Regions from separate parts of the Homo sapiens genome. Here all the other regions are linked to region 3. Evidence: chromatin contacts called from ENCODE Hi-C or POLR2A ChIA-PET data. All regions are on one chromosome and are shown on one strand. Each heading gives the region's core, a stretch centred on a gene start or an enhancer-like site at or near the end of the contact. The rest is flanking DNA. Distances are from core to core; before and after follow the strand shown. Region 1 holds the start of PDSS2 (decaprenyl diphosphate synthase subunit 2). Region 2 overlaps SOBP (sine oculis binding protein homolog). Region 3 holds the start of ATG5 (autophagy related 5).

Region 1 (3,456 bases), core at 99-2,598, 1.1 Mb after region 3:
TGGCTCACGCCTGTAATCCCAGCACTTTGGGAGGCCGAGGCGGGTGGATCACGAGGTCAGGAGATTGAGACGATCCTGGCTAACACGGTGAAACCCCGTATCTACTAAAAATACAAAAACAAAATTAGCCGGACGTGGTGGCGGGCACCTGTAGTCCCAGCTACTCCCGCCTGGGCGACAAAGCGAGACTCCGTCTCAAAAAAAAAAAAAAAAAAAACTTTTATAAATCCTAAAGGCAGGTTTCACAGCAGTAGTACAGCATAAGTGATAAACATCCCAAGAAGATAATGACTACTAACGGGATAAATTCCTACTTCAACCCCAAGACATTCGTTGGAAAGAATTATCTACCTTCAGCCTCTCTCTCTCTCCTTGCCTACTTTCTGGAGGTGACCCCCTGAACAGTGCGGGACAGAAAATTAATCTATCCCATTAAAAAAAAAAAAAATTTCTAGGAAGTGACTCAATAAACCTACATCTCCGCTCGATTTCTCCACAAATCACTGAGGCATCTTCATCCTCAACAATTAAGAAGCAAAATCGAGGAAAGCATACAAGTGTTTCAAAGAAAACCACTTATGCACTCAGCTGAGCAAGAACGTTAAGTGGACTAGAGAAGAGACAACACGGAATGTCTAGGAGGAGTGAGTAAAAAGGAAGGACTAAAAAGAGATAAATCAGGAGCCAGTCTGAGAGAGCTAGAATGCGTATGCCCGCCAGAAAAAAAAGTATTCCAATGAGTGCGAGTGTGTCAGCGGGAGAGGGGTAGCTCACCTGGCTGTGGTAAGCAGAGGGTGCTGAGTGCCCACCAGCTTCCGCACCTGCATAGCGATGTTGCTGAGCTCGTCGCTCAGCAGGCAGCGAAGGCTCATGAAGGACGTGGGGTACCCCACGATCTTCTCCGCCTCTGACACTACCTGATTCCAGTGGGCCGGGGACTTGGAGGACCGACCACGCCAAGAGCCCACCGAGGAGATGGTGTCGAGGGACGGGGACCACCACAGGCGACGCGGGGAACCCGAGGCTCCAAGATAACGTGGCAAGTGCAACAGCAGCTGCCGAAAGTTCATGGTTTGAGTCTGGAAGGGTCTGGGACCTGGGGGTATCCAGAAGTGCCGCGGGAAACAAACCAGGGGCAGAGGAGGAACTTACAGTAACTAAAAGGAAGCGGCAATTCTTGACCCTCAGAGTAAGGTGGCTTCCTGGAGCAGTGACCAGAAACGAACTTTAACTGCTGCTTTCTGCAGCCCAGGCTGGGCAAACAACAGTCCCAGCTCAGCACTGCCCCCGGCCACCCGGGGTAGAAACCACAGCCACTGCCTATGTGGAGGACGCCATATTGGAGGCATGGAATGCGGCCTGCCGTAAAGACAGAGGCGGGTTGTTAAGTATACTCTCTACTTTACGGCGTACCCGAGAACGCCCCCGCAGGGGCGGTGCTTTGGAGGTGAACCCGGGTTGGGAGGTTCAGCTCCTCCCACCCCGCCGCTCTGGGCCAGCAAAGGTCGTCAGTGACAGGGATCAGTTGTGGGCGGCGAGTGGTCCCTCTGCACACGGTATCTGGGCCGAGTCTGGATTCATTAGAGTCCCCGGCGCCCAGCACTGAGTGGCATGCATAAGTATTGGTGTCACGAACAACGGTCAGCCCCCGGCTTGCCCGCAAGGAAGGGCGTCGGGCGGAGGCACCAGTTCCTCCCGGAAGCTTTTTGTCGCTATCGCCACCAGCCCCTGGCAGTGGCAGTGGCCGTGGCCGGGCGTGAAGGCGGCCTCTCGGGCTGCATGCCTCCTGGAGCTGGGGCCACGTCTCAGTGGTGGAACGCCTAGTCGGGGCGTGGGGCTGAGCCCTCGTGTCCTCAGGGCCCAACCAGACATAAGGCAGCGTGGTGCGGCGGAAAGGGGTCCCAAGGAAAGTCCTCGGATCCAACTTCGAATTACCGGCCTCCTCGCTGAGCCTTGGGAGAAACAGCGGTGCCTCCTTCCCGCGGGTGCGGAGAGGAAGAATGAAACGTTGCCTACTCCCTGCCTCTTATCTTCCTCTTTATGCCTAGCCTGGAGCTCAACTCCAGGATTGAAGACTATCGCTGACCGGAGTGCTTTTCACGTACTAGTTCATGTATTACTTTATTTAATCCTCAGAACAACCTCATTAAGTAGATAATATTAGTATTCTCCGTGTTTTGTATGAGGAAACTAAGGTGCAGTCGAGTCGCGTAAGTTCCCTAAGACCACACTAGACAGGGATGTGAGCCCAGACAATCTGGTTTCAGAATCCGTATTCTAACCGAAAGATTACACCGTCTAAATAATAGGCTCCCATCCACTCTTTTCTCCTTATTGCTGAGAGGAAACAGTCAATATGATTATCTTTTAAGTAATGCTACCTATTTTTTTTTCAAATGTGCCTAAGATCTTACCTCCTTTCTTATCACCTAAAACAGGTGTTAACCGTTCTTAATAAAGGATATATTATCCATTTTTTACACTCTTAAAAATAGCTTATAAAACTCTCTAAAACTTTCAAAATCCTTCCAAATTCATGGTATTTTATTTTTATTTTTTATTTATTTTTTGAGATGGGTCTTGCTCTGTCACCCAAGCTGGAGTACAGCGGCGCGATTTCAGCTCACTGCAACCTCCGCCTCCCAGTTTCAAGCAATTCTTGTGCCTCAGCCTCCCAAGTGGCTGGGACTACAGGCGCCTGCCACCACGCCCGGCTAACTTTTGTATTTTTAGTAGAGACTGGGTTTCACCATGTTGACCAGGCTGGTCTCAAACTCCTGACCTCGAGTGATCCGCCCACTTCGGCTTCCCAAAGTGCTGGGATTACAGGTGTGAGCTACCAGCTACCATGCCCAGCCTGTCAGTATTTTTTAAATGAGCATCATGCATAATACTGTACCAGCCTCTTGAGCTACAAATAAAGATTGGGACTTAAAGAGTAGTTGTTCACTTTGCAAAACAAGATGATTTTCTCTACAAAAGATTTAGCTTCATACTCTCCCTTTGGCAAGTTTTCCTTGTGATTTAAATTTTTTATTTACAAAAATTCAGTTTAGGTGTAACTTTTCAGGGGCACATTTTATTTAACATGAATTGTGATTATAAGTATCAAACACAGTCTATGCCCTTAAAGTAAGTAAGCTGAAGTTTGAAAATAATTCCTGTGAAAGAGATAAACTCTTGGCAACAAAATTCAGGTCTGTTAGGAGATGAAAATAAATATGGAGAGTGAGATACTTTACCATTCCAGGAGATGAAAATAAATATGGAGAGTGAGATACTTTACCATTCCAAAAAGTTCCAAGGCCAGAGCTTCTGGGTTATCCAAGGTGAAAGAAGTCATGAAAATACAAAGATAGATAGAGACTAATGTGATATATTGTGCACCTGAGGCTGTTTCTTCAGCCTCATGGTACCTTAAGGGTAACTTTTCACGCAATTTCCTCAATAGCAATT
Region 2 (3,122 bases), core at 19-2,518, 1.3 Mb after region 3:
AAAGGTGCTGTTTTGGGGCATGGCAGAAGAGAGGCGCCTGACCCACTCATGTGATCAAAGTGTGTCGAGCGCCCACAGCGGGCCAGACTCTGAGCTACGAGTTGGGTGTAGAGACACGAGCAAAACAGACAAGCCCCTGACCTCTGGGGCTTTACCATGCAGTTGGCAGACTTCTAAGTGGCTGCTCCCAGAACTGACTGAGTGGCCTCAGGAAGCTCTATTTCAAACCAAGTGACTGGCGGCAAATGAAAGAAGGCTGCAGGTATCAAGAGGCAGAGCCTCATATCTCGGTGAATGTTGGGATGAGCATTCCCCAGAAACTGACTTTCCTGGTGGAAAATCCTGTTCAGAGCCTCTGCCCTGGGACCCCAAGGCTCTTGGTTGATTTATTTTCTTCCAGTCCAGTGCTACTGTTTGTTTTGGATGTGAAGAGATGTGAATGGCTCACCTTTTACAGGCAAGACCCACACACGGAGAAAAGCAAGCATTTCTTCCAGCTTAGTTGCCTTTGTGGGAAACTTCTGAAGATAGGTATATGTGTCCATGGTAATTTTCCACTTGCCAAAAAGTGAATCTATTGGCCCTCTTTTCAGCAAATACCAGAGCTGAGACATGGGGTTACAGGAGTGAGGTCAGGAGCTCCAGGGTCCTCCGTGACCTTGCCTGGCTTTGGAGTGACCTTGGGTGACTCAAAAGACCTCCTGCTGGGGCTGGATGCGGTGGTTCATGCCTGTAATCCCAGCACTTTGGGAGGCTGAGGCAGGAGAATCACTTGAAACTGGGAGGCAGAGATTGCAGTGAGCCAGTTGCACCACTGCACTCCAGCTTGGGCAACAGAGCGAGACCCTGTCTCAAAAAAAAAAAAAAGCCTCCTGCTGGTTAAGCATGCAGTCATGTGGAGGGGGAGGGTTGCTGGGTTGCAAAGGATGCTGTGGTCTTTGGGTGAGGGCGTGGTGTACCCTACTCATTATGGTATTCCAAAAAGCGACTTGAGTTTCATTTCCTCACACAAAGCTGGCAGGGCTGACCTGAGCAGACCGTGAATGAAACTCCTGTTGAAATCACGCTGTGCTGCAGCGGTTCTGGGGCTCATCCTAGGTCTGCCCTGGCGGCTGGAGAGTGTGCTGCTGTCTGACTCATGCCTGGGTTCTCCCCAGCTGGGCGGAGGGAGGGGGATCGGTCCAGTGGATTCTGACAGCCCCTTCTGCTCTTTTTCCAGGAACGTTCACTCACAGGGTACGCTCATGGAGAGAGGGCGCAGAGCAAACCATGTCACGCCATCCAATGACACCAGCTGGTCAGCTCACCACCCCCTCTGGCTAAAACTCAAGCAAATAAAGCCGCTTCCTGTCATTAAGCATCTCAGAGGAAGCAGCCCTCCCTCGATGGCCTCTAGCCCAGAGAAGCCCGCGCATCTTGGACCCACCAAGCAGGCCCAGCCTTCCTGCTGCCACCATCTCTGCTTCTCCCCAGAGGAACTTAGGGATTTCACCCCTGGCTTTTAAAAAAAACGAAATACCGACAAGCCACAAGGACCAATGTAGGTATTCTCCCCGCCCCATCTTCAAGGCTCAGCGACTGAGGCTGGAAGATGATATGGATTGGAACACAAAAAATCTTTTTTTAATCTTTTTAAAAACTGCTGTGGTTTTGCTGCTACACTAAGAATTGTGATTTGCATTGTACGGTTTTGGACCTATATTGTTCACGTTTTGATGGCGGAGAGGGGTGGTCCTGGAGGCCCAATGCTTCAGAGTCATCTCTGTCCTGCCCGGGATGCACTTTTAAATGAAGAGTTAGAATATTTTATTGGCTAATATACTTTTCTTGTTATTTTTACAAAGGCCACCTTTATCCTTTTTGATGCCATATTTTCAGTGTTACACTTTTATGGCTTTTAATTTTCGATTTGACAGATGTAAGAAGCAGCATGAATAGTTTATACTGTGGTTTTTCAGAGACTGAATGCCAAGAGAACTCGGTAAATGTTTATTCTTCTCAGCTTTCTCTTTAAATTCCCCTAAATAGCGCCCCATTTGGGAACAGAGCAAGAGTGTTGAACTGAAGACCAAAATGCCCTCAAGGTGTAAAATAATCCGAGGGGGAATATTTGCTGGGCGTCAGGAAAGACTCAGATGAAATTTCAACCCTGATGGTTTTCGGTGATCCAGGAAGTCAGTGAGACAATCTCTCTATATGCAGAGCCCTTTCATGATAATTAGAATGGTATGGACAAACCAATGAAAACAAGAGGGAAAGTGAGAAAGATCACCCATGATTCTGTTTCACTGTTTGCTTTCTCCTGTCATGGTTAAGAGAAATGTGCAATTCGATCCTCAATCAGTGGGTGGAGGATAACAGGGTAGATTCACTTGTGTGCACTTGTACAGTTGTAGCTGCGAGTCCAGAAGTCCTCTAGAGCATGTGTACTGGCACTGAGTTGGTGAGACAGTTGTGGAGTATCCCATTCTGATGAGTACAGAAAAAAAAAGAAAAAGAAAAGAAGAGAAAAAATTAAGAAAAAAATCAAAAAAGGAAGAAAACTAAAAAAAAAAAAAATCAAATCACCTTGTGATTCAGTGTATCTGTTTACTAACTCAAATAAAGCAATTGTTCCCTCTGGAGGGGTCCAGGTGCCCCCGCCCCACAAGGCCGCGGAGCCTCAGCAGGAGGGGTGGCGAGTTGCGGGTGGGCAGGGCCAGGACGGTGTGGCGCCAGCCTTGAAGCACCACGGCCCAAGGATGCGGTGTACATACTGTATTTCTAGATTCTCCTTTGTACAGAGTCACTTCACAAGTCAAGCTACTGTTTTACAGGTGCTCCTTATTTATTAGAGCTGTGAGAGCTTGGGGGACACACCTGGCGAGCAAGCTCGCTTTTTAAAAATGAAATTTGGGGGCAGGGGAAGGGGAGGCGGGAGGGAGGGGAAGCTCGCAAGCCCGGGGAGAGATTTATAAAAGTAAACAAAAGAAAACCTTCCAGCAACAAATTAAAAAATAATAACAAATCAACCCCAGCACCAAACCCACCCAGGCAGGAAGAAGCCGCCCCTCCTCTGGGGCCATATTTTTCTGCTGGGTCACAACATTCTCCTCTCCCTGACTGGTGTCAGATTCATCAAA
Region 3 (3,529 bases), core at 763-3,262:
CAACATAGCAATCAGATCTTTTAAAACACAAGTTAGATCAACTCACTGCTTACTCAAAACCCAACTCATTCAAAGTACAAATTAAGGTTCTTATAAATTCCCACATGCTCCTAAATGACTTGGCCCCATTTCCACCTAAGTATCCACTACTTCTTTCCCTCTTGTTCATTATTTTCCAGTCAAACTAGCTAGTATGCGCCTGCTTCAGGGCTTCAGTGGCAGCTCCTTCCAAGTGGCACCCTTCTTTATCACCCGTAGGCCTCCAAGTTAATATCATCTTTTCTATGGCCACCACTCCCATCTCTTGGCATTCCCTATACCCCTGCACTGCTTTGGTTTTTTTCTCTAGCACTTTCCGCCACTTGACGTACACAGTTGGCCCTTCCTACCCATGGGTTCTTCGTCCTTGTATTCAACCAATCATGGATGAAAAAATATTCGGGGAAGGAAAAAAAAGTCAGTACTGAACATGTATAGACTCTTTTTTGTCATTATTCCCTAAACAATACACCATAACAACTATTTATACAGCATTTAAGTTGTATTGCGCATTATAAATAATGCAGAGTTGAACTAAAGATAGGAGGATGTGCATAGGTTATCTGCAAACACTACACCATTTTATATCAGGGACTTGAGCATTTGAGGACTTTGGTATCCAAGGGAGGTCCTGGAACCAATCTCCCACAGATGCCGAGGGACAGGAAAGACTGTACCTTAATTTTTGTATCAATGTCTTCTCACCCCATCCCCAAAGTGGAACTTCATGATGGCAGGGATTTTTATTCTTTTGTTTACTATTTTGTTTACTGTTTTGTCCAGTGCCTAACACATAGGAGGTACTCAGTTTGGGGGAAATTAATGAAATAAATACACACTTGAGGTGTGTGCACTATTCTAAAAATCCATATCCATACAGTTCCATTCTGTACACTTTCCCCCAATTTTAAGTAGCATATCTTTGAAGATAAAAGCACAGGCTTAAATCTGGTGTAAAATACCTCTCAATTACTACCCTGAGCACAACATCGTTATTTTCAAATTCAAAATTCAACCAGAAACTCCCTCTATGGAAATCACAAATAGTTCAGTTCAGAGCCAAGTATCCAGTTTCAAGGTCTCAGAAATTTAACAAGCCAATTCTGGAAGGCTTTGGAAGTTCAGCTACTGTCTGGTAAGTCTCCGGGTTCTGATTGCTCAAGACAGGCTGTACCTCCTCACCCCTCAGAAAAATCTAGAACCAATAGTTTCCTAGGTTCCTCAAGTTCAGGATAATTTTAAAATAATCCAAAGTACAAATGAAGTATGTAAAAGTGTCTTGCCAACAGAAAATGTCTTTGGTAGCACTAAATATTGTTATTGAGACAGGGAATATCGTAAATAGATAAATTGCTTGGAGGACATACCCACCGAGTTTGGACAGACTCACACTGCACTGTGCAATAAAGGTTTAAATAACTGTGTTCCACAAACAATTCAGGTCCTGAACTGAACTCTAGAGCCTGCGACTAGACTCTCGCTTTCCTACCTTAGTAAGCAACAGACATGTACCCCAAGAGGGACCCCGCAGGCCACACCCGCCAACCGGCCCCAGGGCTCCGGGCCGGCGTCTCGCCAACTCCACCTTGCCCGGAGGAACCACCTTCACCCGCCATCGCGGCCGGGCGGGCGCTCCTCCAGGCAACTACTCACCCCTCCTTCCTACCACACCTACCTGGCCCCTCCCCAGCCCTCCTCCTCTAGGAATTTCCTCACACAAGGTGGACACACACACGTACCCTACTCCAAGCTATGGCTCCTCCTTCCGGCTCCCCGCACTGGTGGGGACGCCCAGATTCCGCGCTCCGGTGGGGCGGCGGGGCAAGCTGCCCGCCTGACACACTGTCCTGCGGGGACGCGGTAGCAGGACTCCAGGAAGCCCGCGCAGCCGCAAAAAGCACCGGCGCGGAGGTCGGAGCTGAACCCTGCTGCACTTCCGCCCTCTGGTATCCAGCGAATACAACCGGCAACGCTGCGGAGCCCTGGCAGCGCACCACAAGTCCAGTCACCCTCGGCGCCCGGAGATGACGTCACGAGACCCCACGTGGTCCGAACTCCGCCCTCCGTGTTCTGCCTAACCCAGCAAGGAGGCCCGAGTCGCTCTTGAGCATGCGCCAACGGGGCAGTACGCTTGAACTCGCGACCAAACCTCTCCAAGTTCATAGCTTCTACCCTCTTCTGAGAATCTTGCGTCAAAGCGTAGTTATTGGGGCTTGGGGAGGTTAACTTAACAGTTCCACAAAAACAGTTTTTAAAATACTGAAACACTGCCTCCCTAGAGCTTGATCGCAACATCCCTTTCTTCCTGGCATCACACAACAGTATTAATAAAACATTAGTTTTCAAAGTACTTTCCCATCCATTTTCTTATTTGATCTTCTTCTCTACTTTGTTGGAACCACCGCAGGCATTAATAACCTAATTTAACAGAAGACTATATGAGCACTGAACCCTCCCACCCATCCAAGAGTACATATCTTTATCTTACTCTTTGTAAAAATAATTGGGGCCGGGCGCGGTGGCTCACGCCTGTAATCCCAGCACCTTGGGAGGCCGAGGCGGGCGGATCACGAGGTCAGGAGATCGAGACCATCATGGCTAACACGGTGAAACCCCGTCTCTACTAAAAATACAAAAAAAATTAGCCGGGCGCGGTGGCGGGCTTCTGTAGTCCCAGCTACTGGAGAGTCTGAGGCAGGAGAATGGCGTGAACCCGGGAGGTGGAGCTTGCAGTGAGCCAAGATAGGGCCACCGCAGTCCCGCCTGGGCGAAAGAGCGAGACTCCGTCTCAAAAAAAAAATAGTAATAATTGGTAAACTTACTAATAAAGAATCTTTGAATTGGCTCTATCCAGAAGTCTTAGCAGGCATTTAAGGTTTTTCTCTTAATTACACGTGCCTTAACGCCATGCATGTTAAGTAAGTACTGTGCTGAGACTCAAAACAGGTTCTTGATAATTGGGAACATAAGGAAAATTCTAGTAGTAGCCACAGGATTCTTTTAAAAAGAAAAATCTTCTTGGAGTTGGACTAAGTACAATGATTTTCAAATGGTAAATTACAGTACATTAGTGGGTATCTAAATCAAGTTAGGGAAGCATGCCCAGCATCTTTTTAAATGAAATAAAATAGAAAATATCAGCATGCTTCACACATGTAAAGGGTAAATATTGTGTCCCAAAATTTTTACTTCAGTATGTATGTGGTGTACACTGGATAGGAATGTGAAATACATTTCTTAGTAAGGGTAGCAGTCAGAAAAGTTTGAAAGCCACAGTTATGGTCCTCTTCACCTACTCAATGCAGAAATCCTCACTACAGTGTCCCCAGTAAACAGCTATTAGCCTCTGTAAGAAAGCTTGTGGGATTAAGGTGCATTGCCTTCCCAGTGTCAGACAAAAGTATATAAAATTTCCTTTAAAATGTATCTAAAAAATAAGATGGATTTAGGGGCGCATAGATGGATAAATATGTGATTAACCAAATATAGT

The links. Hi-C counts contacts between places; a loop is a spot of excess contacts on that map. ChIA-PET counts read pairs that join two places held with the same protein, here RNA polymerase II (POLR2A). Pooled maps may share reads with other maps.
Region 1: a loop to region 3 is called in a map of CD4-positive, alpha-beta T cell, with 10 times the contacts of the local background. The contact joins the promoter of PDSS2 here to the promoter of ATG5 in region 3. A Hi-C loop is called at or near these places in 3 of 168 maps with a recorded cell type or tissue (CD4-positive, alpha-beta T cell, CD4-positive, alpha-beta memory T cell and naive thymus-derived CD4-positive, alpha-beta T cell), 1 of 37 single-sample maps with no recorded cell type and 12 of 50 pooled maps. POLR2A ChIA-PET finds 5 or more read pairs at or near these places in 1 of 52 experiments (activated B cell).
Region 2: a map of B cell shows a loop between it and region 3 (4-fold over the local background). The contact joins the enhancer-like site here to the promoter of ATG5 in region 3. A Hi-C loop is called at or near these places in 1 of 168 maps with a recorded cell type or tissue (B cell) and 6 of 50 pooled maps. POLR2A ChIA-PET finds 5 or more read pairs at or near these places in 2 of 52 experiments (H1 and PC-3).

Annotation. Positions count from the first base shown.
Region 1 is chr6:107,458,216-107,461,671 of GRCh38, forward strand. It overlaps PDSS2 (decaprenyl diphosphate synthase subunit 2), which reads right to left and starts at 1,349. Exons shown (of 8, transcript NM_020381.4): 1 at 775-1,349. The coding sequence starts at 1,070. RefSeq lists enhancers at 1,220-1,669, 1,390-2,311.
Region 2 is chr6:107,656,988-107,660,109 of GRCh38, forward strand. It overlaps SOBP (sine oculis binding protein homolog), which reads left to right. Exons shown (of 7, transcript NM_018013.4): 7 at 1,220-3,122. Among named protein-coding and RNA genes, the nearest start is that of SCML4, 170 kb to the right of the region's middle. RefSeq lists enhancers at 542-1,119, 868-917, 1,120-1,696, 1,158-1,347. Within about 2 kb of position 1,269, at least 21 of the 41 ENCODE cell types and tissues checked have a DNase peak (open chromatin) inside an H3K27ac peak, as active enhancers do; they include B cell, where a contact is called at or near this core.
Region 3 is chr6:106,323,748-106,327,276 of GRCh38, forward strand. ATG5 (autophagy related 5) reads right to left here and starts at 2,013. Exons shown (of 8, transcript NM_004849.4): 1 at 1,779-2,013. RefSeq lists enhancers at 1-175, 1,823-1,872, 1,893-2,212.